Regions from separate parts of the Mus musculus genome. Here regions 1, 2, 3 and 4 are each linked to region 5. Evidence: chromatin loops called from intact Hi-C (ENCODE). Cell type or tissue: heart. All regions are shown on one strand.

The links. Peaks named below come from ENCODE experiments on the same cell type or tissue, not always from the same donor. Only the 100,000 strongest peaks of a DNase experiment are listed, where the experiment ranks them.
Region 1: it touches region 5 in a loop (3-fold over the local background); 7 of 42 quality-filtered maps call a loop at or near these places.
Region 2: a loop joins it to region 5, with 3 times the contacts of the local background. A loop is called at or near these places in 3 of 42 quality-filtered maps.
Region 3: a loop joins it to region 5, with 8 times the contacts of the local background. A loop is called at or near these places in 40 of 42 quality-filtered maps.
Region 4: a loop joins it to region 5, with 3 times the contacts of the local background. A loop is called at or near these places in 4 of 42 quality-filtered maps.

The regions. Positions count from the first base shown.
Region 1 is chr15:58,575,368-58,580,367 of GRCm38, reverse strand. It overlaps Fer1l6 (fer-1-like 6 (C. elegans)), which reads right to left. Exons shown (of 41, transcript NM_001370912.1): 16 at 2,403-2,493. Among named protein-coding and RNA genes, the nearest start is that of Gm36451, 19 kb to the left of the region's middle. In heart, a CTCF peak has its summit at 2,021 (motif pointing right); a DNase peak (open chromatin) is centred at 327; H3K27ac peaks cover 1,175 bases.
Region 2 is chr15:58,704,545-58,709,544 of GRCm38, reverse strand. No RefSeq gene overlaps it. Among named protein-coding and RNA genes, the nearest start is that of Gm41329, 53 kb to the left of the region's middle. In heart, a CTCF peak has its summit at 2,945; DNase peaks (open chromatin) are centred at 1,674 and 3,034; H3K27ac peaks cover 1,672 bases.
Region 3 is chr15:58,590,846-58,595,845 of GRCm38, reverse strand. Fer1l6 (fer-1-like 6 (C. elegans)) reads right to left here. Exons shown (of 41, transcript NM_001370912.1): 20 at 871-995. Gm36451 (a long non-coding RNA gene) reads left to right here. Exons shown (of 3, transcript XR_384120.4): 2 at 80-211. Among named protein-coding and RNA genes, the nearest start is that of Gm36451, 3.7 kb to the left of the region's middle. In heart, a CTCF peak has its summit at 2,989 (motif pointing left); DNase peaks (open chromatin) are centred at 885 and 2,985; H3K4me3 peaks cover 741 bases; H3K27ac peaks cover 1,931 bases.
Region 4 is chr15:58,526,400-58,531,399 of GRCm38, reverse strand. The region is part of intron 1 of Fer1l6 (fer-1-like 6 (C. elegans)); the gene reads right to left. Among named protein-coding and RNA genes, the nearest start is that of Fer1l6, 19 kb to the right of the region's middle. In heart, a CTCF peak has its summit at 2,875; no DNase peak of the experiment used is centred here; H3K27ac peaks cover 436 bases.
Region 5 is chr15:58,867,234-58,872,233 of GRCm38, reverse strand. No RefSeq gene overlaps it. Among named protein-coding and RNA genes, the nearest start is that of Trmt12, 2.9 kb to the left of the region's middle. In heart, CTCF peaks have their summits at 2,065 and 3,640; a DNase peak (open chromatin) is centred at 2,283; H3K4me3 peaks cover 618 bases; H3K27ac peaks cover 286 bases; H3K27me3 peaks cover 772 bases.

The sequences.
Region 1 (5,000 bases), 290 kb after region 5:
GCACACAGAGGGTAGTAAGTAAGTTCAGAATGAATAAGCAAGGCCATTTATGGATTCCTCAGGGACAAACACTAAGAACTTTCAGCTTTGTGTTCCTAGCACTTTGTCTGTGCCCAACATATAAGAAGCCTTCTGGTAATGCTGACCAAAAGAATGAATACCTGCTGTCTGCCAGGTACCGAGAACACAGCTGTACACTATGGTTCTTTTGACAGTTTTGTGAAATGAAAGCAATATATACAAATAAATGTATAAAGCCTCATGAGATCAGACACGGGGGAAGCCAAGCTTCCCGGAGGATCTCAATCTGACCTGACCCATATGGAATCCATCAGTCAGTAATTAAACAAATGACAGCCCTGACAGAGGGAGCAGTCACATGTGCAGATATACAAGCAGCAAGCGTCCAGCTGGTCAGAACACAATTCCAGAGTGAGGGCACACTGCAGGACAAGGCCACAATGCTAGGTCATACACTGTTTGCTCTGCATGCCGTGCAAAGGGAATCCAGACTTTATTAACATCGACAAACTTCAGTGATTTGCTAAGAACAAGTAATCACCTTGCATTTTGTTTTAAAAGCCATTTTGATTCTTGAATGGAAGATAAGCTAGAGGAAGTCTACTGCAAAGTCTATACCAGAGGTTCTCAGGGGCTCGAGTAGTGAAGTAAGTTCTGGAATGCTTAAGGGGGAGAATCAACAGGATCTAGGGTTGCACGGATGGTTTAAAATGAGGGATTAAAAAGTCACCATTGATCACAGGCTTGTGGTTGAATCAGTAAGTACAGCTGGGTATCCCAATACAGGAAGGAGAAGAAAGTTGGGAAAGGTGTAGATCGGTAGAAGATACTGAGTGGGAAGTGTTCCAAGACATCTGGTTTCCTTTAGGAGGCAAGAGATACTGCCCTAGAGACAAGAGACGTGAGACTAAGATGGTGACGTTTTATTGGCAACTCAATTAAATACCTTGGGCATTGATGAATCACAGCTTTGAGTAAGTACGTGGGGGGGTTTCTAAGGAGGAGAGAAGAGCTAAGCCTGAATGGCTGGGCTGGTCACTGTCATCTGCTGAGAAACCTAATCTGAATAAAAGGGAGGAAGCCCACCGAACATTGTCATCCTTCTCTCTGCTTCATGATCTATGAGATGGGAAGTGCCTCAGCTACACACTCCCTCAGCCATGCACACCACCACCCCTGTCCTGCCATGACTGAGCATTAACCTTTCAAAGCCCAGCCGGAATAAACCCTTTCACTGTGGTGAGAAGAGTAACAAATACAAGGCACTATAAAGACACTGATGTTGTGGACTTGGTCCAGCCAGAGTTGGTAGGCAAGAAGCAGGCAGAGCTCTGCCGAGAATATGCAATGGAGTCAAGGCATAGGCAGCATAGTCAACTAGAGGACCAGAGGGAGGACCAAGCAGGAAGACCTGGAGGATGATGGAAGCCAGCTTCCGTGAACATCCTAGGGGACAGGCAATAAATATTCTAGAAAGAAAGATGAAGGAAGGGTTTAGCTTTAGCCTCTGGACTTGGATTAGTTAGGGTTTTAAAAAAATTGATCTTTCTGAATCCTGATCATATCTTTTAATCCCCCTGACACAAGTCAAATATTAAGAGATTTCTATTAATAGAATTATCACAGCGTTGCCCAAATGTCCCTTGTGTGTTATTGGTGGGACTTTACAGTCAGATATTTCAGGGTCTGTCTGACTTGGGCTGGCATTTTTCAGCCATCACTCATTCCACAAGGACTGAGCATCTGTAAGGTATCTTTAAGCATCTACAAACACCGTGCTAGTAGGCAGGGCACAGAGGGGCATCAGTAGCCACCTGTCCTCCAGAAGTCTGGCAACCCTTAACCCGGATTTTCAGTGGGGAGAGAGGAGAAAATTGTTACTTCTTTTAGCTTCTTGTTTGTGGGACAGACATCAAGGTGAAAGAATCTAGCAGCCTAGCCTTGAAAGGAAAATGTGTGTGCATGGTTTATCTGCATGTGTAATGACGGCTGGGGCCAGAAGAGGGCAGCAAATCTTCCGGATCTGACAGTTGTGAGCCTCCATGTGCTAAGACTCAAACCCAGGTCCTCTGGAAGAGCATCTATTTTTCCTAAATGCCCAGCTTTAGCAAAGTGCAAATTTCGGAAGAAATCAACAAGGGCAGGGGACTCCATGTGAATAAGAAGTTGAGCTCCTGGACTTGTAGCTCATCACCATGAATCTCCAAGAGATGAGTTCCTAGCCAACACACATTCTCTTCCACTGCTGTTTCTACCTCACAGAAAAATATGTCCTTTAAACCTTGTCCTTGTCTGCCCTGCGACCTATGCGGCATCTGTGAGGTTTATTTTTAAATCACATGCTTTAGCTGTGTTCAAAATATAAATAGGTTTGCACATACCAGCTCTTGCCAGCAGAGCGTGAGTCGTTTCTTATCTAATGCAGTTTGGTTCAGCGTCTTTGGCTTCTTTTCTGCTTCAGAGATAAAAACTCTGAAAGAGAAGATCCGTTTTGCAGCTTGCTTAGTGAAAATCCATTTGTGTGATTCCAGAGATTTGGAGAAAAAAAAATCTACTCTCTGTCGCACAATGAAAAGTTGGTAGATCCACAAAACCCAGGTTTTTAAATTTAGGTTCAAACAATGGTGTGCTAATTGTTTCTAACTAAGAAAAAAATTGAAAATGATACCCAGGCCCTGCATTAGTTTGAGATTTTCGAATTCTACTTCATACAAACTCATTGTAACTGCTATCAAAGTTCACTACAAATTTGCATGAAATAATACAGTCTTACATATTTAAGACACACCAATGCTTTTCTGAAATGTTACATATAGAGCAGATCTTTTAGAATCAAGACTGAGATATGTCCCCACCTTCTTGAAGAGTAACATTTTTGGAGATGAAATTTCAAATGTGTTTAAAAAGGAAAATAACAATGGCTATGAATAAAATTCAAGAAGAAATATAAATGAACATATTATCTTTACTGATGATTTAAATGATATTACAATTAATGAGACTTCACTTATAAAAGTAATGTTATCCACAATTAGTGGTGGTAAGGGGGAGTATAGAAAGTGTGGGCTATTGTAGAAATAACTGGTTATTTATTGTTTACAAATACTTGATAGAACTGATGTATGTTTTAACACGTGCATAGTTGGATTAAAAAATTACGGTAGAGTTCTTGTCCTTTGGAAATAGTGGAATGATCTTTTAAGAATATATTTATAGAGTATTTGCCATGGTGTTAGAATAAATGGAATAATGAACTATTGTTTAAGATACATTATGATATATCCATGTGTGAAGTTGCCTGGGATATATTACAAATGTAGGAGCAACTGCTGGGCAAATATCTGCAGCCATTTGGAAGAAACGATGTATTTTATGAGTGTGTATGTAAGGATATGTGTCTGCAAAGGCAGGGAAAACTAGTCCAGGAGGAAAAATTTAACCTCTTTTCTCTGAAAGTAGGAATATACAGAAAACTGAAAATATATCCATAACAGGACTGTGAATATGGAATCTAGATGCACATATTATACAATAAGCGTGTGGTCCTTGTGTGGTGAAACAATTACAAAGGAAATTTACAAAGGAGAATCTAGGATGGGAGACTCCACCCAGGCTCTGCCTGGTACCTTTTGGAAACCTTGTCACACTCTCTTTGGGGATCCTCTTAAAACTGCATTTCCTGTTCCTTTTTATAAAGAGTAAGATGGTCATATTTTGCGTTGGGAGTACTCTTGTTGCATCCCTGTGATTACTAAAAGTACAGGGAATTCCATCCCACTCTCTGGGATGGACCAGCCCAAGTAGACATGTTAGCTGCCTAGAGTCTCTCCTATCACACAGAGACTAATGGAAATACATTTTTTCTGCATCAGAATTGGGGTGAGTGATGCAATGTTTGCCTTCATTCATTCCCACCTCACAGACCCAGCCTACCCTCTGGCTGTGGGCAGCCGGGTCACCTCTACATGATGAATGGCTTGCCCTTGTTGTAGAGGTGGTCTCAGAAGACCAACTGCTTGTCGAAGAAAGGTTCAAGCAGCGAGAATTCCAATCTGACCTCCCTCGGGCCCAGCCTGCTTTCTCAGACCCGAAGTTCCTGGCTAGAAAACTACCGTTTTGATGACGGACACATGCGGGTGTCCTTTCAGTTGACTGAAAACTTGAAGAAAAGGAGGGACAGTTAATTATCACCCTCAAGACCTCCCGGAATATGGAAGTTATTGAGCTGTTACTTGCTTGCCGATACTTTGCCACATGAGGTGTGAGATTATGACGCTTTTAAAAGGTGTTTCAAGGGAATTGTCACTGGCCCTTGGTTCACATCAGGACTCATGCTTAATATTGCTTTGTGCTGAAAAGATGTAAGCAGATGAAGATAGCACAAGTGACATATTTATTTCTTTGCTTACATGCATATATATATAAATACATGCATATGTATATATACATACATATATACATGCATACATACACACACATGTATATGTGTATGTGTATATGTATATGTATATATGTATATATGTACACACATGTAGCAGAATATTGGGTATTCCTACTGCCTGTCTACTGGGTTTTACCTTTGATATAATTTAATCTCCACTCACTTTTTAGTAAGTCTATTTTAGCAAATTCTTATTTTTGCTTGTCTTGACTGAGTTAGTTTCAGGATGGTCCAAGTTGCTCCCATGGGGGCAAGCTGCCTCCAAAGGCCCCAGAGAGCCCTACCTTCCATTTATCCTGCTACAGGATCCCCTTGCTGTTAATGTGACTTGGTGTTAATGCTATGAGGATTTTTTCCCCCTTGTTCCATGTGTATCTGAGCAGTGGGTGTGTCCCGTTTTGGCTTCCCCCTCCCCTTGGCTTCTTAGTTGTTTTAAGAGTGTTGCTAACTGATAGAGCACTGTGACGAGCTCATCCGATGCACATGAGCGTAGCTGATTTCTCAAGGTCACTAAAAGCTGAGTTCCTCGGAGCGCATC
Region 2 (5,000 bases), 160 kb after region 5:
CCTGGGGCAACCGAGAAATGGAGGGTAAATCCCTGTGTCATGAGCAGACAGCTCATCTCGGTCTGATATCCTGATGTCTGTTCCCTGATTCTTATTTTTAAGTCATCCTTTTTCCATGGGCTTCTCAGCTCGCAGAATGGCCCTATGGGAGGGAAATGGATCATTTGGGGTTTCACTTTCTCCTCTTGATGGCCTCCTTCTCTGCTCTTATGTTCAGACTCACCACAGAGCAGTCCCTGGCCATACTCTTAGGCAGGATCTCCCCTTCTCCTAGGCTTTGCTCCCTGTCACTCCCATGTGCTTAGACCTTCGCTGTGTTTGTTTTTATTCTGTGTCTGTCCTTGGATTCTGATTTCTCTTTGTCGTTGGTCTGAAGTGAGTTGAAAAGAGCAGGAGAGAGAAGTTGATGGGAATCTGTGACAACAGCCTTCTACTGAGGATGAGTCTTTCCACCCACCGAGAAAGCACTGCAAAGTCATATGGGCATCTTGGTGCCTTACAGTGTCTTATGGGACCCTCTGGCATTCTGTGCATAGGGACAGTAATCCTGATATTGCCACTAGAGCTGCCCCATCCAAAATGCTGATAGCGTCCATTGAAGGACACTGTTCTAACTGGATCGCCAGTCTTTGCAAAGTTAAAGGTACTTGTTTGATGGCCCTTGGGTAACGAAAGAACAGGTAGATCGTCTTTTATGTGTTTTTGCCGGTTTTGTCCTGAGAGAGAGAGAGAGAGAGAGATTAATGTATATGAAGAGCTGATTACCTTTCTTTTCTTATTTTTTTAATATTTATTTATTTATTATATGTAAGCACACTGTAGCTGTCTTCAGACACTCTAGAAGAGGGTGTCAGATCTCATTACAGGTGGTTGTGAGCCACCAATGTGGTTGCTGGGATTTGAACTCAGGACCTTCAGAAGAGCAGTCGGCGCTCTTAACCGCTGAGCCATCTCACCAGCCCGCTATTTCTGTAAAGTAGTATCGATATCCCTACCCCTCCCCAGATTCACCAAGTGATGAGATGAATTGGTTGTTTGAGCTATCTGGTAAGTTATGTGGCCTCTTGACATTCTGGGGTAACTTGACACTAGTCTCAGACACCTTAAAAAATAGTCCTGTCTTCCATGTTGGCTACTGGCAGGACAAAGTGGCTTTTGCTTATTATGTGAAGCTCCCGGCACCGCTGAGGTCTGGGCCACCCGCAGCTTGGCCATTGGCAGTTGCTTGGCTCCCTCTGGGTGACAGGCTCCCTTCAACAGCACAGCATCAGATAGCTGCTTGTCAGCTCAGCATCAGATTTCAACCTTGTTCTGATTTTTTTCCATGCCCTTGTAACCTCTGCTCCCAGGTTGCTCACAGACTCGCTTGTCATTTCTGCAGAGACTGACTGTCTTGCTTGCATACCCCTCCCCCATGCACCCACTCTTTTGGCCTGTGAACTAATCAGCTTCCAAGGACTGTGGTGTTTTTCCATAAACCTCTTCTGAGCCTCATTGTCCATATTAATGCACTTTAGAGACAGCTGAAGGAGAGCTGTGGGAGGTGCCAGGCATGTCAGGGCTGAGGAAGATGCCCATCAGTATGAAGCGAGCAATGGAGGTTACTACCCTCTACCTTGAGGCCCGTCCCCTGGGGTTCTGGACATAGCCTATGATCAGTCAGGACATAGGGCTCTACATCTGGCAGCATTCTGCTCTGTACAATCACAGATAAGCTGCAGACTAAGGCCAAAAATACCAGGGCCAGAGTCTGCAAGGGCTAAGGAGCACACAGCACAAACAAGTTTGAGTTCGTGTCAGTTGTAATCAGTTGGGGGCAGCTGCATGAAGTTCTGAGTTCAGCATGGCCTGAAGTCAGAGAAACTAGAACTGGCCTGCTCTTGTAATGGTGTCTGTGTTGGGCATATGCTGGCAGAGTGGCCTTTGGAGGCCATTTACAATCTGAGAAATTAAGTCCTGGTAAAATGAAAAGGCTTTCACAAGGTCAAATAACCTGTCGGTAGTAAATGTAAGAACAAAACTCAGATCATTGACCCAGTCAATATTATGACTTCAATACATTTACATTTTCTTAGGAAGAGAAGCTGCGGAAACTAGGTGAGTTTAACTCTTCAATCCATTATCCGACTGTTCTGAGGCCTTAAGCACCACTTAGAATGTCTGCGATTCAGTTTCCTTAGATGCAAAATGGAGTGGAAACATTCACAATGTTGTTGGGAAGTTGCATGTGGTCATAGTACAAGGCTCAGGGCCTCACATGCACCTGTTCAAGGTCTTTCCTTTTTCCATAGTAAATGCTATGGATTATTTAAATGGCCATTTTTGGAAGCCTTTTGAACATCACAGTGATGATTTGGCTACACAGATCTATTTTCTTTCTCTGGGAGCTAAGATGAATGTCAAGGTTTCTCCAGCTCTAAAACTGTGTTTGTTTGCACAGCTAGGAATAAAGCCCACGTCCTTTGGATGCTATAAAAATGCCCAGTCACTAAGCTACATTCCCAGACCAGAGCTCAAAAGCTTCTGTGAATGCAAATGACTTCCAGAACCTTTATTTAGTTGCTCCCCTGAGCTAGTACTCTGGAAATTAGCCCTAGGACGTTTGGAGCCTGACCAAGGTCATGCCAGGTATAATACATTCTGATCTCCAGGTGGTAACTCTGTGCTGCTGGTGTGTGCTGGGATGGATTCCTTTAACCTTGCAAGGACAGAGACTGACCTTTGTCACCACAGTGTCCCAGCACCCTGTACAGGGCCTAGCACATGAAGGTGGTAGTTTTTATCTGGTTGAGAGAAGACACCCAGAGTTTATCCACAGCTCAAAGAGTTGAATTTTGCATGGTTGGCTTGTGAGTCTGAGACTCTGGCCAAGTCTATCAGTTTTTCTAGTGGCCACTTGCCTTCCAGGCATTCAATGAATAAATCAGTGAAATGACCTTTATCTTTGAGGCAGTAACGGAATGGACCAGCAGGAAAAGCTGCCATCTATCTGGTGGGGCTGGGCCGAGCTGTAAAGCATTGGCATGAGTACCTGTGTCTCCTCTGAAAGCCAAAGAAGCACAGGTTAACTAGAACATTCTGCCCCTAGGAGGGAGGGAGGAGAGCGGTAGGCAGGACCCAGGAGCTTGACACAAGTGAGGTTTATAAATAGCAGCACAGAAACTTGGAAGAGAAGAAGCCAAGTGAGGCAAAGGAGAATGGGCAAGTCTCAGAGAGACCATTCTAAGATGCAAATAGCTAAGCAAACAGAAGCCAGATTTCTTGGTGGGCCACTTGGTAGCCATTCCCCTGATTAGGCTGGAAGAACCAAATGGAACCTGTGCAGAGAAGCATCAACAGGAGGGACAACAGGCTTACCTTGTTCGTTCTCCAGCCAGCCAGCATGCTAACTCCATATTTCATGGCCACCTGACTCTGGACAGGTGTAGGGGACACAACTGTAATTAAGGCTCCATCTCTACAACCAGGAAGGGACACACATGGCTCACAGTATTATGAGCCTCATCACAAGCTCTTCTGTATTGTCCCATGCTTTTTTCCACGAATGGACACCATTTCCTCACCCTGACCCCTTCCATTCCTCCTTGAGAACATATCCTTTTTTTCAGGTGTATTATTCTCGTCCATCCCAATCCCACTCTGGATGTGAGAAGTCTGTCTCCATGTCCTCTACCCTGAGTCCAGTGACAGTGATGCGCCATCTGCAAAGTCATAGCCAACAGAGTACACATCTGGTGTTCCTCACAGGAGCTCTTGAAAGAAAAGCCGTTTTCCCCAAAAGTGAAGCTCTGCTAGAGTGAGGTCAAGCCTTGCCCACACATATACACACACCTGTACACACACATGTATACACACACACACACACACACACACACACACACACACATGCACATACACACATGTGCACACGCACATGCATACGTATATGCACACAACCGCACACACACCATTGAGAGCCGAGTCCCCATTGTCTCCCCCTGTGCTTCTTTTCTGGTGCTTGCACTTGGTGTCTGGACGCCTGTGCTTTCCTTTCCCAGAGTATGAAGGAAACGAAACCTGCATTGAGTTCCTCCTATGGGTATGGGCCAAACAGTGTTCTAGGCACCTTGTGCATAGCTAGACAATTCTCAAAACGGCCTGTAAGTCAGGGACAGGAGGCATCATTTCTACATAGAAAGTGAGTGATGTTAGATAAGTTGCTTAAAGTTGCCGAGCTAATAAGTGACATGAATCAAGACAGAGGCCATCCCAGGCTTCAAGTTGGGCCTTGGGTAAACACAAGGAAAATTTTTTTCTTAGAAACTCTAATTTATTTAGCTTAAAAGCTTAGTTGAATCAATAAATGAAAGTAAGCTGTGAGATTGCTTTTTCTGAATTCTAAACATAGCTTAAACATATTTATTTTCTAGACAAAATAAAATATGGTAAGATAAAACAAAAACCACTCTATTGAAGTTAGCCAAGGCAAGCCAACAGAAAAATAAAAGAGTCTCAAGAGAAGACACAAGAATCAGAGACCCACTCGTTTACATCCCCAGGAGTCTCATAAAAGTACCAAAGTGATAGCTATAGCATCTATGCAGGGGACCTGGTGCAGACCCATGGCCTGCTGCGTCAGGCTCTGTGAGTTCATGTGAACTTCGCTCAGCTGTTTTAGAGGACCTGTCTCCTGGTGTCCTTCACCTGCTCTGTCTACTCCATCCCTTCTGCCTGCTTTTCCAAGGGATTCCCTGAACTCTGAGGGGAGGGATTTGATGGAGACATCTTGTTTAGAGCCATGCGTCCTAAGGTCTTTCTCTGTTTAATGCTTGGCTGTGGGTTTCTCTATGTGTCTCCATCTGCTGTAGGAGGAATCTTCTCTGGTGATGACTGAGTTATGAATATAGCGGAATATTATTATGAGTCATTGTTTCTTGTGTCGTGTTTTGTTTGCTGTGTTTTGTTTTGAAGACAGTAGTATTTGGTTTTACCCTAGGTCTCTGGCTTTTCTAGTCTCTGGT
Region 3 (5,000 bases), 280 kb after region 5:
GCCCTCTTGACATCAGCCAGTGTAATGACAGCCACACTTCCGTCATTTATGCATGTAACTTTTCACTTCTTCACAACAGCTCTGCTTTAGAAAGACAGAACTGCAGCTGCAGAGTAAACAAACCACACAGTGACCTTGCGTCTCTTTGTTTCCTACCTCTCTGTGAGGGCCTTACGGTCTTACCCTTCCCCAGGTGACAACTCGAGAACAGGTAAGGCTTTGGTGAGTCCGACCTTTAGGGGAGATCTCCTCCTGTGGGACTTGTGCTGACTGGGAACTGTTTTCTGAGGTAGAGCTTGGTGTGGGCAACAGGGAGAAGCCAAGGAAACAACCGCCTGCCTGCCTCCTGTGACATAGCACCGGTCACCAAGGGGGGTTCTCCAGGGGGAGGGCTTGAGCATAGCATCTGTACAAAGCAGCCTCGCTGCTGTGCGGTGAGGTATAACTCCCTGATTGGAAAGCTAGACCCTTCCTCCCCAGTAGGTCCCCCTGAGGTGATGACAGACTCCAGTCTCAGGAACATTGTCTATGCTGGCTTCTCATTTCTCATTCCCTCTGTACTCTCGGTGTTGGCACCCCTGCAGGCGCTTGGGGTGCTCCAGGCTCCTCAGTCTTTTCGGCCCTTGTCTTAGCGTTAAGTCTTGTCCATCTGCTTTAGCACAGTGGCTCGAGGAAACCAATAGACCTCTCCTGCCTGTCCTTCTTGACCCAGATTGGCTTCTGAGTCTGCAAGACTGTGCATTGGGAGTGGCAGAGGGAAGGGGCGGGGCGGGGCGGGGCATGTGGGGTGAGCCTTATCTTTCTTTCCCAGGCTCTGCCAAGCAGCAGCTGCAGCAGCAGCAGCAGCAGCAGCAGCGGCTCTCTGGTTACCTTTGTGGTCTGGCACTGGGACAGGAATGTGACTTTAGCAAAGGGATCTGAAAGTCCATTGCTGTCAGCTGCGATGAGGCCCCGGGCTTGGTACATGTGTGCTCTCAGCTGAAAGACATGCTGGGCTGTGGGGAAATTGTAGAAAGTGCAAATGTTAATAGGCTTTTAGGATTGGTATGTGTTTATGTGTGTCTGCCAGTGACAGGTGGCTGTGTACCCCAGACAGACAACAGTGAGACCAGCCCTGTCCTCCTCCGAGGCCAGGTGAAAGTGCGGAGACAGGGGAGAGGCGCTAGTGCCAAGTACTTTAGAAACACCCCGCACATTGCCATGTTGTGTTTCTTAATCATCATCACAACAACCATGTGAAATATGTAACTATCTCCCCACAAATAGATGAAGAAAATGACCCCAAAATGGATGGAACAACTTTCCAAATGTGCAAATCCCAGATTTTTCTTCTGCCTAATTCTAAAATCCACCTTTCCCCCACTAAAATGTCATATTTTCGCAAGTTTAAACAAGCAGTATGATTCATTAGGAATGTCTTGTTTAGCAGTGTGTGTGTGTGTGTGTGTGTGTACAGGGGCTCATGTGTATGAGCACACATGCATATGCAGGCTCAAACACCGGTGTATAAGGCTGCTTCACAAATAGCTTTTACTTCAATAAACTCAATAGACATAGGGAACTGTCCATTCACCCTGTCTTCTACTTTGCTAGCCAATGACATTTTGTGTGCTTACTTTGTAGAGTTTCGGTCTTGATCTCTAAGGCACTGTAGATAGTATGGAACTAAGGCAGTCCCTGTCCTTGGGAGCTCCCTGAGAAAAGACCAGAGATGGGAAGAGAAGCCAGATCTCATGGGTGGGGTGTGTGGCTGAAGGCCTGTGAGGGATCTGACCAAAGGGCCTGGGAGACAAAGAGCAGGAGTGAGCCCAGGTTGTATAGACGGAAGACAAAGAGAGAGGTTTGGTGAGGTCAGCATTCAGTAGAGAACGGCAGTTCAGCTGGTCATGGACCTCACCACCCCTGGCTCTTCAAGCTCACCTCTTGTTTTCACATTCCCCTATCCCCTTTGCCTGTTGACCCACCCATTTCTACATCTCTGAAAAGGATGATGTTAGTACAGCCCATGTCTTTGTGTTGGCGTGGGGACTTCTATGAAGGAACCCCTGTGGACCTATTGAAATAGCTCTGCTTACTTAAATGAAGAACACAAACACCCTATGTGTGTTCCCTCACCCAAGCTTCATCAAACCCCCTCCTCCAGCAACTTCTAGGCATATGCCACACATGCTCACACACGAACTTGAACACAGCCATCTGTAAAATAAAGGCTAATAACTCTCCATGAGGCTGTTCTAGGAGGCTACGGGCTGAGGGCAGTGCCTGCTACTGGGAAGTTGCATGAAGATGCTGGCATGCTGTTCCTGTTGAGTGTTATAGTGTTGCCCATGGAGCAGCTGGAAGCAACCTGGGACTCATCACAGTGGGATAGGAGAAATGTCAGGCAGCTCGCATAAGCAATTAGAAGTAGCGTGTTAGAAGTGTACATAGCAAAACAGCAGGATCTCAAGGGTCTAATATATGGTGGGGAAGAGAAAAGCAGAATAACATGAAATCATAACAAGTTGTTCCTGTGAAGTAAGATTAGACCCTCTCAAGAGAACAGTTCAGAGTCACCAAAGCGCATTCGAGTACAAGGGAGCTAATTCTAGGGCAGTGGCCCTGTCCTTTGAGCAGAGACTTTCAAGGTGGCAGCACAGGATGGGCAGGGATGCAAGCCTTAAGTGGCTGTAGCAAGTATATAAGATTAGTCAATGTTTAAAAATCAGTCATGTCAGGTCATTTGGAAGAAGAACTGTTGACTACTTTGTGTGGGAGTAATGGTCAGAAACAGTAGAAGGCACATGACCTCAGAACCTTGGAGATGCACATGGAGCATTAGAAAGTACAACAGGCCGTGTGTGTGTGTGTGTGTGTGTGTGTGTGTGTGTGTGTGTAGGAACAGACAATCAGAGGATAAAATTGTGGGTCAAGTTCTCAATGGACAGAAGAGATGTAAGGGCTGGATGCAAGCAGACAACAGTGCCCCCTGTAGGTGAAAGTTTGAAGGGCCAGATCAGCACACACTGGAGAGGGATTCAAATGAGGTATGGGAAAGACTGCTGCCCTAGGTAGATGGTGGCAAACAACTCTGACAGAGAAGGTGTGGAGGGACAGGGAAGGCAGGATGTCAAAGGTAATTCCTTAATTGACTGTTATGAGACCTGAACATTTCTCTCTCTCCCTACCCCATGCCGCTGTCTGGCTTACATGAGAACCAGCGTGGAGCCTAAGAATGTAGCAACCTTTTCAATCCCCAAGCTAATCCTGCAGCCAATTAGGAAGCCCAAGCTGCCCACATTGCCCAATTAAGTCCACACCAGTTCTTCCAGGGCAAGGCTCTGCAAACTCCAGGCAAGCCAGTGGAACGAGAGAAGTAATTCTTGGAGGCGCAGTTCTACAGCCCTCCGTGTCTCCATAGACACCAATTAACTCTGATGTTGACAGGCTGGGCTCTGCTGACAGGAACGTCCCTTAAGATGACAGCTGTAAACAAAGCAGTGCTCAGCAGATGCTACAGGTACACGCCGCCAACAGGAGTCAGCTGGGAGACAGCCATGTGTTACTACGGAGTTCAGCAGATTTCTCAGTCCAACTTGGGATGGTCTCGTTCCTTGAGAGAATGCACACCAACTGCCCTTGAGATGTCTAACCCGGAGATTTTAGCAGTCCTTCCAACTGAGGCTACGTAAGCAGCTAAGCAGCGCATTACACAACTCCAGGGGGTGCCATTTTCTTAGCCTACATTTCCGGGTTTCTTTAGAAACCTTGAATCTTACTAAGTACTGTTCCTCAGAGTAGTCTAGCCTAATTCCTCACACCATGGGGCCCCATCTCCTGCCCCCTGTGGTTATTAAAGCCACACCTGCACGTCCCACTTGAAGCTAGGATCCCCTCTTGCTCCTCTCTACATCCCCTGCCAGGTTTTCCACCATGCCTTCCATATATAGACGCAAGGTAATTATTTGCTGAATGGCTCTCCTCTGGAGCATAAAATTCACCAGTCGGTGTGGAAGGCAGCCAACGCCACCAATGTCAGTGCTCAGCAGAAGGTCATTAGGTAACCATGAAAAGGACAAGCTACACAGCATCTCAAAGCTCCGGAAAGGCCTCTCCTTTGGGTTGTGAGTGGCTGCAACGGTGAACATGTCTGGAGCTTTGCATCTGCGTAGATATTTGTATCTACAGAAACAGGAGCTAACTTGATGTGGGTGTTATTTGCCCAAAGATAAAAAAGCTCTCAGTGGTTTAATGGAAAGCAGATAAGAAAGTTGTGTTTGGAAATGGTTTTCTCAACCCTTCAGCCGATGAGTGATCTCGTGCAATTTCTGGGTGTCTCAGAAATGTACTCTCCCCCTCTGTGAACTAAAGAATTCCCAGAACGAGATCTTATGTGTCGCATATGCGACACAATGCTTGGCACTGAGGGCTATGTATTTTCTCCCAACATTGCACACCGACTGCAGACTCTGTGAGCTGAGCCACTGTACACACATCTCCAGAACCCCATCTTCTCTCACTATGGCCCTGCTTAGGATACTGTGGCAGTCAAGATCAGCTGATACCAAAAGGCTGTTGTGCAACAGAGGAGGTGTTGAGTGTGTGTTGTTCTGCATTGTCCCCAGTTTTGGCTCAACTCAAAACTCAGCTTCTGTAGACATGAAGGTGAAGCTGAGCAGCTAAGAAAAGCACAAAAGTTAAAGTGTTTTGAAAACAGAGCAGAATGCAAATGTGATGTATTAATATTCATGACGCAATTAAAATGTTACTGAAATGTAAACACGATACTGATGAAAGTCACCGTATGAATTTAAATAATTCCATAAAATAAGCTGTCTTCCTATAAAGAAGCAGCCATGCCAGGAACTGGGCTAGAAAAACATAAGCGACTTCACCAATACCAGTGGCACTGGGTCACCAAAGGGGTATGTACGCTGTTCAAACCTCAATGCTGTATAAAAAGGAAAAAAATAATCACCTTAATTTCATGAGTCATACCACCACAAAAAACTTTCTGCTTA
Region 4 (5,000 bases), 340 kb after region 5:
CCATCTGCCTTCCTCCCTCCTCCTTCCCCAGAGCCATTGCACCTTCCAGCAGGCAGCACTAACGAGGGCCTGGCCAGTTGAGAGATGCTCAAGTTCCAGTTACAGCTTGTAGGGTCCTGTCTACCCAGAGGTACTGAGACATCCTCAGCATTTTTGAAGACCAGGTCTTGTGCACGTCGTGAGAGCGCATGCTTCACAGAACCCACGAGCAGGCTTCTCTCTGGCAGGACACCGAGAATTGAACCTGGCTCTCCTTGTTCAGGATTGCTTCATTAATTCTTTCTCATATATTTGGGAGTTGGATTCTCTTAGGAAATCTTTGAGTCTGTGTGGTTGTTTGGATGAGAATGGCTCCTGTAGGCTCGTAGATTTGAGTACTTGCTCACTAGAGAGTGGTGCTGTTTGAAAGGATTGGGAGGCGTGCTGAGTGCGGTTAAGTGGATCCTTGTGTCTGGGGTACACAAATCTCAGAGGCTGGCTGGGAAAGGAAAGAAGAGGAGGAGGATGGTGAAGAGGAGGAGGGGAAAGAGGAGGAGGAGGGGAAAGAGGAGGAGGAGGAAGAAGAAGAGGGAGAAGAGGAGGAAGTGAAGGAGGTAGAGGAGGCAAATTTGCATATGGACCTCTGGTTGCCCTGAGATGTCTGGGCATCCACACACCTGTGTTCATCTGTCAGGATGCTAAGACCCCAGCAAATATGGCTGCCAAGGGCTTCCCCTCTAACCCAGGCCAGCTCTGCTCTTTACACCGTCACCCCACCCAATCAAAGACAAACTTCTCCTTCCAACAGGGCTTGGCTCTAGGATCCTGTGCCTTACCTAAACTGCTCCAATGGGTTAAAATTAGAGTCCGGTTACCTTCCTCTGTATACTGAGGAAAACAAAGAGAGGTTCCCATCCTTTCAGAGTACAATGCTGTTCACGTTCAGTGCTGAAAATGGTCAAGGTGTTCCACTGGTGACCTCATTTGCTTTGCATAGCTCATGTCCTGAGTCATTTCTGCTACCAAGAGGAGCTGATTAGATCTGAGAGTAAAACTTTAATTAGTGCAGTCAAGTGAGGCTCTCTAAATCCCTCACACGGAGCCAGCCCAACGCAATTACTCACGAGCAGTGTACCCACTCATCTGTACCCCAGACAGGACTCAGAAGGAGAAACTAAAAAGCCAACTGGAAATTGGGGGCTCCAGCTTTCACGGGGGGGGGGGGCGCTGCCAGGGTGGAAACAACCTACTAAAAGCTTGTCTGTCCCATCATACAGCCCTCTGCAGGCTTGCACAAGACATGTCCAACACTTCTCCTGAACGAGACTTCCGTGAGATTCACAGAGTCCCAGAAACGGGGCTCTGCCACCCTCTTCTCCCTGGTGCAACCTCACTCTCTAGAGCTCTGCTGCCTGTTAATTTGCTTTAAGTAGACGCTGCAGTTTGAGCCTTGTGGAAGGGACGAGGCCCTCTCATGCCTGTCTACTTCTTCAAGAGTGCTTGGAATTCCAGCCTAGGTTCAGAGACCAAATAGAACACATGTTAAAGCCCCAGCTCTGCGCTTCACAGACTCATCCTAAAAACACCAAAGGGAATGGTCTAAAGCTATGCACACTCCCAGGCCTTTAGCCCAGGAAGCTCGGAAAATATTTGCAGTTGATATTGACCTTAAACTCCAGTACTATACCGAAATCTTCATTGGTTCCCAATGCATGGTGAGAATAAAATCATAAAGGAGGGCTCCCATACATAAACACAATGCATCGCATCCTATACCTGCCTGAAATCCCCATTTATACAGTAGCATATGCCATATGTAAACCAAGGAGAAGGGTGGAGCCAAGACCCTGAGCATGTAAAGAGTAACTACATGTCCTATTCTTATGTTGCTCTCTCTACCCTCCTTTAAGCACATAACCATGCACAGAGTCCTAGGAGGGAGGGAGGCTGGCAGGATACTACAGCATACTGGGTTAGACCCAGGCTCTGGTCTTATTTTGGCCTCATTCACTCTTGTGACCTGGAGCAAACTGCATAACTTCTCTATGCCTTCATTTTGCCATGAGTATCAAGTACTGAGCTCTGAGAACTGAGTTTCTGTGTGAAGAGCACCAGGCTGGTCCTAGCACAGCCAGTGTCATTCTTATGGTGTGTAGGCCCAGGGAAGCTGACAGATGCACTTGTACTGGCTGCTGGAAACAGAACAACCCCTTTCGCAGCTGCCTGACTGCCCCACCTTCTGCACTATGCGGAGATTGAGCCGGTCTGCCATACTCTATCATACAGCACACATTTCAACACAGATTAGCCATTCATTCTGTCCGTACTGCTGAAAGCACTCTGAGACAGTCAATGATGCTGCAGCTAAACTGAGCATGCCACTCAACCTTCCCCACAGCATCGAGCAAGGTGGGTGAGCTCTCCTTCACATGGGGAAATTGACTTGTCAAATCTGGTTATAGATCAAAAGGCTTGGGGCAGTGACACAGGCTATAATCCCAGCACTTGAGGGGCTGAGGCAGGAGGATTAGAAACTTGAGGCCAGCCTAGGCTACATAATGAAACCCTGTCATAAAAAAGTAAACAAAGAAATATTTAAAAGAGCCATCTGCCTAGCAACAGCTCACCATCATAAACAGCAGACATAATTTAACCTCACTCATCCTGCCTGACCTCTGCTGCTACCTACCTCTCAGATGTCAATCTATCTCTCAAATGTCAATGAGAGCCACCACTTTATGGAACACTAAGAGTTAGATACCATACAAGCCTTACCAAATTCAGAGCACTTCAGCTCAGAGAGGTTAAGGAACCGACCTGTAGCCACACCACAATCTCACACTCCAGATCTGCCCCTATCCCGTTCTCACCTTCAGCCCTGATGGAGGAACAGCGCCCCCAACAGCCTGCAGCAGCACAGCCTGAACCCAGCAAAGCTCCCTGAGAAGCAGAAAGTTGGGTCTCACCGTACCCTCCAAGCTCTTGAGCTAGCAAAGATGCCGGCACACGCTGACTCCCTCAACCAGGAAGTGTGCCCGAGAAGGGACAATACCTAGCACCCAGCACTTGTCCTGAAGGTTAGAAAACTCGCCTTGGGCACTGGGAGGCTCCGCAGTGTAGTACCAGAGGCCCCTCCCGCTGGGTAGGTCTCTTCCCAGGAAGCGCCCTTCCAAGTGTACCTGTTCGGCAGTGCCCTATCTCTGTTCAGAACTGCTGCACCCAGGCAGGCCAAGCCCACAGGTTCTGATCAGCAAACACAGAAACCCAGAGCAGGTCCAGAGTGGAGCAGAGAGGCTGCCTGCGTGTTTTATCCTGAATCAGGAAACCACAGGTAGATCAAGACTCAGAGAGCTGGGCATGTAGCTCACTGGTAGAGCACTAGCCTAGTGAGTGCGAGGCCCTACACTAGACCCAAACAAAGCAAACTCCAAAGAGCCTAGCTACAGACAATGGCAGAGCCTTGAGTCCAGCCTCCACCCAGCCATCATGCTGGTCCCTTAACCATCCCCTGTTCAGATGTAAGTTTTTTATTGTTAATAATAGTCATGTGCTTATATTCATTATAGTGATTATAAATATACTATATAAAATTTATCATCATTGTCGTCGTCGTGGTCGTCATTGTCACCCAATAGTGAGTACTCTTCTTTTGGCCAGCTAGCTGTCAATTAAGTATTATTCTACTCCCAACTGCAGCTGATGCTGCCATTGTGCCCAGTGTACAGATGGCAAAACTGAGCCACTGAGAGGCTGGCTTTGATCTGGAGGCATGTGACTCAGGAGCCTGAGCCTGTGGACACCCAGCCTCCCTTTGTGGCGTTTCACAGGAATGTGTGATCTGATGCTGGTTCAACAGAGCGGGTCCCTCAGGGAGAACTGGAAAATCAACAGGAAGCATGGAATCAGCCTGGTATCTCTTGTTAGAGCCCCACGGACCCAGGGGCCCCAAACCATTTCCATCTGAAACTGAAGTCCCGCCTGCTACAATTTAAGTTCCTTTTTTTTTTTGCAGAATGAGACCTCTGAGTCTGATATGGATGCCAGTCCATGCCACATGAGCAGAAAACATCTATAGAGGACACCAGCACAGTGTCGCAACTGATGCTGTGCAATAGCACCTTGGAGGAAATGCTGAACAGACTAACTGTGACTGCACCCCAGGCTGGCCAACGGCCTTGCACTCAGCTCTGGCCATGCCCCTTCCTTCAGTGACGATCAGATTGTACCCTCCAACCAGGCAGGTCTCTGTATAGCCCGTCTCCGTGCCTGATGACATTGTCATACTTCTTGGCCCACTTATTACTGTGTCCTCAGACAGGACTTCCGTAACAACCTCCCCACGCAAGTCCATGCTGAGATGGGGCAAAGAAAAGCACAACTCAAAACCGAAAAGCCCACCACCCTTCAGGAGCCAGACTGCCTTCAACTCTGAAGTCGCCCAGCTACAAATTGCCTCTCTCTGCCTCTTCTCCTTCCCAATGTTTAGCCCTGGCAGAAGCTCCCTAGAGAGGCGAAGGAATGAGCTGGCAGCCCTCAGTTAGTGACAAAAACAGCTCAGGGAAATGGTGCTGTACAATCATTGGTGTGTGACCTGCTGATACAATTAGCTTCAGATCCATTTTCAAAACACAAAAGAGAATGAGCTGCAAAGCAGCGTTCTGAGAAGGATGCCTTTACCACAAAGGCTTGCCACCTAGATGTGAGATCAGACAGACAGAAGCAACACATGAACCCCCACCCCCATGTTCTGCCACCCACCAGAGCGAAGGCATCTCTGTGTCCATATCATGACCACACATCCAGCTTTGGTTACAATCTGTTTCTTAGGAGACCTCACAAAGCTGTTATCATGATTCATCAAACATTCCCAAGCATACATCAGATGCCCAGTCCTGTACTAAGGTGTCAGACACTGCAATAAGATGCCTAGAACCATACTATAGGCATAAGAGACCGAGACGATGAGAATGAAGGCAGAGCATTGGAGTCATCTCAGCAGCTGATGCCCCTGCCACCCCATA
Region 5 (5,000 bases):
TCAAAAATGGGAATCTTTGTCTAGAAAATGTTGATTACCCGAACCACCTTGAGAGAATTGCTATTCTAATGAGAGATGGCCCAGAGGGTAAGGGAGTTATTTGCCACCAAGCCTGACAACCAGGATTCCCAGACCCCACATGGTAGAAAGAGAGAACGAAACCCAGGTCTTTTGCAAAATCATCAAAATCTCATAATTGCTGAATCTCTTGTCTTTTGTAAAACACATTTATCTTTTAGGGGGCAGCGTACTCACGCCATAGTGCAGGTGTCAAGGTCAGAAGACAACTTGCAGTGTCTCTCCTCTTTTTCCACCATGTGAGCTCTGAGGAAGAAACGAAACTCAGGTTGTCTGACTTGGTTGCAAGCTCCTTTACTTGTGCAGCCGTCTTGCCAGGCCATTCTCATCCTTTAGCGTATTGACTTATAGGTCTGTAAATGTAAACAGTGAAATGAATATTCATGAGCTATAGCCGTAGTACATTTACGTGGGCCCTATAAGAAAAATCAAATGTGAGACTTTTCTATCAAATGCTGGAAAACTTCTGTTTAGGACAGAAGTTGAAATCTTTTTTATCTCTCCCCAATTGTCAGACTTTTATGCAAATGTTTTAATTTTCCACCTACCCAGTAATCCCTTTGTTTACACAAAGGTCCATTGCTGTATTCCAGGAATTTGATATCCTGTAGCAGTGACTTCTTTCTTCTTCTAACCCTGACCCCTTTCAGCTTTCAATATTTCCTGTGTGCCAGTTCCCTTAATTAAGGCTGTGAGGCTGGACTCCAGACTGGGGAACAGACCCAGTTACCACCTGAGTTAGAATACAAGCCAAATGCACTTCCTGTGTTTGTGTGTTCTCTCTTCTAAGCACACCCTCTTGATCAAGAGGTGAAGTTTGCCTTGCCCAGACAATTAGGTTGGAATAGTAGTCTCTTCCTTTTCAACCTGGGACTTATTTCTAGCACTTTCCCATTGAGAGCATCCTTTTCCCACCAGGCTTGAGGACTCGGGTTATCTATACCTTTTTCTTCCGTGGCTCACTGGTTATTTAAGGCTGCATTGCTTTATTTCCATATACTCAAAAAAGTTTTCCAAATTATTGTTTTTATTTATTTCAGTTTATTTAAAAAATGTACTCTACCATTGTCAGAGAACATATTTTGTATGACTTGGGCTCCTGTAGACTTACTGGAGCCTTTCTCATAGTTTAGAATATGGTCTGTTCTGGGGAACGTTCTATGTGCATTTGACAGGAGTGTCCACTCTGCTCTTGACGTGTGGAATGTTCTGTCTGGTAGCAGGCATCTTTTCAGCTCATGCAAGTAAAACAATTCTGGGGTGGTAGAGTGCTTGTCTAGTATGCTCCAGAGTCTGGGGTCAATCCCTGGTCATACATATTCCTATAAACCTCCAAACACAATTGTCTATAGTCTTTCTTACTGAGACCACACAGTCTCTCTCCAGAGCTGCTTAGGTACCTCATACAGATCTAAGCATTAGATAAGATCTTCTCTCTCTCTCTCTCTCTCTCTCTCTCTCTCTCTCTCTCTCTCTCTCTCTCTCACACACACACACACACACACACACACTTCTACCCCTCTTCTGTGCCCAGAAAACTGTACTTCTGCCCTGTTATTCCACCATACTTGTCAGACCTGAGACAACAAGTGCCTTCACAGGACTTCTTTGTCCCATCCTGTCCTTCTTCAGTAAGACAAGCCTGATTCCATATCACCATGCAGAATTTTACAGTCGAAATCTTTTCATCTCATGCTGGCTATCTTTCCCCAGAGGGAGTTGGTTTGTTTCCAAGAGCTAGGGGATGGAGCTGGACTTTCTCCCTTACTGTATTTCATTATTATTTTCATGAGTACTGCCACACAGAGTTGGACATAATGTATTTACATAAAGAACGTGTAAGTGAACTGTTAAATGAAAGGCTGAAGAAATACCTGAAGGAAAATTACTTCGTAGTTTGAGTGTTTTTGTTTCAAAATATTGTCGCTAGAGGGCAGCAATAGCCAGCACAGAGCAGTCAAAACTGACAAAAGTCCTGGAGGGTTTGCAAGTCTAAAGCTCTTCAAGGATCGCACCTTTTCCACAGGCCTTACTCGACACCCTTAGATGCCCTTTACTGTCACGGACTACCCAGGTAAGCAAACGTAGCTCTTTCCAGGAACGCATTAATAGTACATAGGTTTCACTGTGTGATAAACATTGGTTTTTAGAGTGGTGCACCGAACCCATATATAGTTGTAGTACCGCATGATTCCACTGGGGGCATGCATGGGCCACTTAGCTGGTGACATTCCCAAAAAGAAATGCAAAAAAAAAAAAAAAAAAAAAAAAAAAAAATCTTCACCTCTGGCTCAGAGCTGTGTGGGCGTTCTCTCCACCTTCCTTTGGCTCACTAGATGCTTTTTACACACCTGGCCAATCCTCATATGACAACTTTCGGGAATCACTGAAGACGATGACCTATCATATCCTCGGAGAAGGCTGAAGAGAAGGCACACCCATCTCTTACTTGCACGGAACCTCCCCTCATCTTTGAACTTACCTAAGGAATAGCCCCTATGTTTCCCAGTCACTTTTCTCTGCCTCTCCCCACCCCCTTCTACCATTAAATCTATAGAAAGTTATAGCTCTTCCTTAACATGCTACAAGTTTTCTGTTCATGTCTCACAGGTGGCGCAGGTCAGATATCCTTGTCAAACAGTGGCTTCTTCTGTAACAAGGGCCCTCACTTCTCCCTCCCTTGAAGCTTTGCACAGTGCCTGAATGAGAGGGTGCATGCAGTAGTGAGTCAGTGACATCTCAGAGTGGGCTATTTTGCTTTCAGGATCTGGTTATCCTTGAACTCACAGAGATCCACCTGCCTCTGCCTCCCAAGTGCTGGAACTAAAGGCGTGCACCACCACAGTCTCACACTTGTTCTTAAAGATTAAGTTTCAGAAATGTTCACCTGCATGGGCCCCTTCCAATTGTGTGTGTGTGACGGAGTGTGTGCTGAGCAATCTCCTTACATGTGGGTCATATGTCTTTGTAAAGTTTGCAATGTTTTAATCAAAAGCCGTAAGGATCACCGTGCCGTGCTGTTCATTCTCCCCTCTGGCCCACTCCCATCTATGTAATGTAGCCCTGGAGAGGCTGCTGGCATTTTGGAAACCTGGTAGGTGAAGTCAAAATAAGAGTGCATTGAGTTTTGACTTAGTGGGGTACATGCAAGAGATTGCAATCATCCCCACATGTATAAGGGTATTGGTAGCTATTCCACTTTAGGACTACCTTTCAGTAACATTCCAAAGTTAGCCAAAAACTCACTTGACATCTTAGCTGGAAGATGCAAGGCCAAATGTCTTCTGATTCTATAAATGTGTTGTGCGGTGCTGAGCACCAGAAGGGCAAAGATTGTGCAAGGATCACTAATTAGAGTGTGAAAGATTCTTTGGGTCTTCACACTCTAATTAGATTTTTTTTTGGAAAAATATTTATTTTCATGTGTGGGGGGAGGCTGGGGGAGGCAGAAAGGCCAAAAGAAGGTGTTAGGCCTTTTGTAGCTAGAATTACAGGCTAGAGTTACTTGATATGGTGTTAGGAAGTGAATTGCGATCCTCTGCAAGAGGAGGGCGCACTTGTAACCACAGAGACATCACTTCCCAACAAATGGATTCTGAAACAGAATCTGAATGTGCTGCCAGCTGTTCTAAGCATGTGTGCCCTGAGGATGCTGGGAGACGATCTGAGAGTACACTACCCTCTTTTCTGCTAGCTCAAGGGTTCTCATTGGTAGCGTATTCTCCTGTGCTGGTGGGTTCCTTTCTTTTGGCTGTACGTGGTTTTGGACACTCAGCCACAGTCTGTGCAATGAGCACTGGCTTCTTTACTTCCATCAGTGTGAACCCTGGTCTCGTGGCTCTACTTCTCTCAGCCGATGGAAAATTAGCTTCCTTCCTGGGGTCCTCTCTGCTCACGCTTGAGCCACGGATTTGCACGCTCTCATCCTGTACTGATTTTAGGAGTATCATGACACTAAGGTATAGGGAGGTGGCCCTGGTAAACTGTGGTCACTACTGTCTGCCTCTGGTTCGCCATTGCGGGTTCCCAGCGTTGCAGTCTTTCCAGGCACACCCGAGGACTAGGAGGTGTGGCTCTGTTTCCCTTTCACTCAGGACCCACGTTTCCCCCTCTGTCTGTTTCTTCTCTCCAAAATCCCGAGTCCCCAATGCCAGCTTTCCTTCTCGTTGTGGCTTTTCATTTAGTCTTGAATTCTTCCGTGATTCCAAGGTTTAGGAAGGCATCCAGGGAATCAGGCAGGGAACTACTGCTGTTTTTCGCTCCATCCCGACTAGGGTGATGGAGAGTGAGCAGACTGATTATGAATGATACAAAGGAGGAAATGGGAGAGACATAAATTAATACTTCAAAATATAGCCAGAAGTATATGTTTATTTTGAGTATTGTATCAAGTTTGGTCTTGTGAAAATGTTGTGTACGATGTTACTTGGTCTGGTGGTTTGAATAGGTATGTACCCTTATCCCCCTTACCTCCCCCATAGATTCATGTGTTTGAATGCTTGACCCACAGCGGATAGCACTATTAGGAGGTGTGGCCCCTTTGGAGTGGGTGTGGCCTTGTTGGAAGAAGTGGGTCACTGTAGGGGGAGGCTTTGAGGTCTCCTATGCTCAAGCTCCACCCAGTGTGAAATTCAGTCTTTCCTCTGTTGCCTATGGATTAAGATGTAGAACTCTCAGCTCCTCCAGCATCAAGTTTGCCTTCTTGCTGCCCTGCTTCCTGCCATTTTGATAATGATATTGTTTTGATCATTTTGTTTCTTCACAGCAATAAAACCCTAAGACAGTCTACATGACAGCCCCTAGTTGAGCTTCACTCTTGGTCTACTGACTGCTGGGGTCCAGGAGTCACCTCATGGACACCAATCTCAGTCAGACAGGGATAGTTTATTGAGCCCCAGAACTGATTGATCAGGGCCACAGTT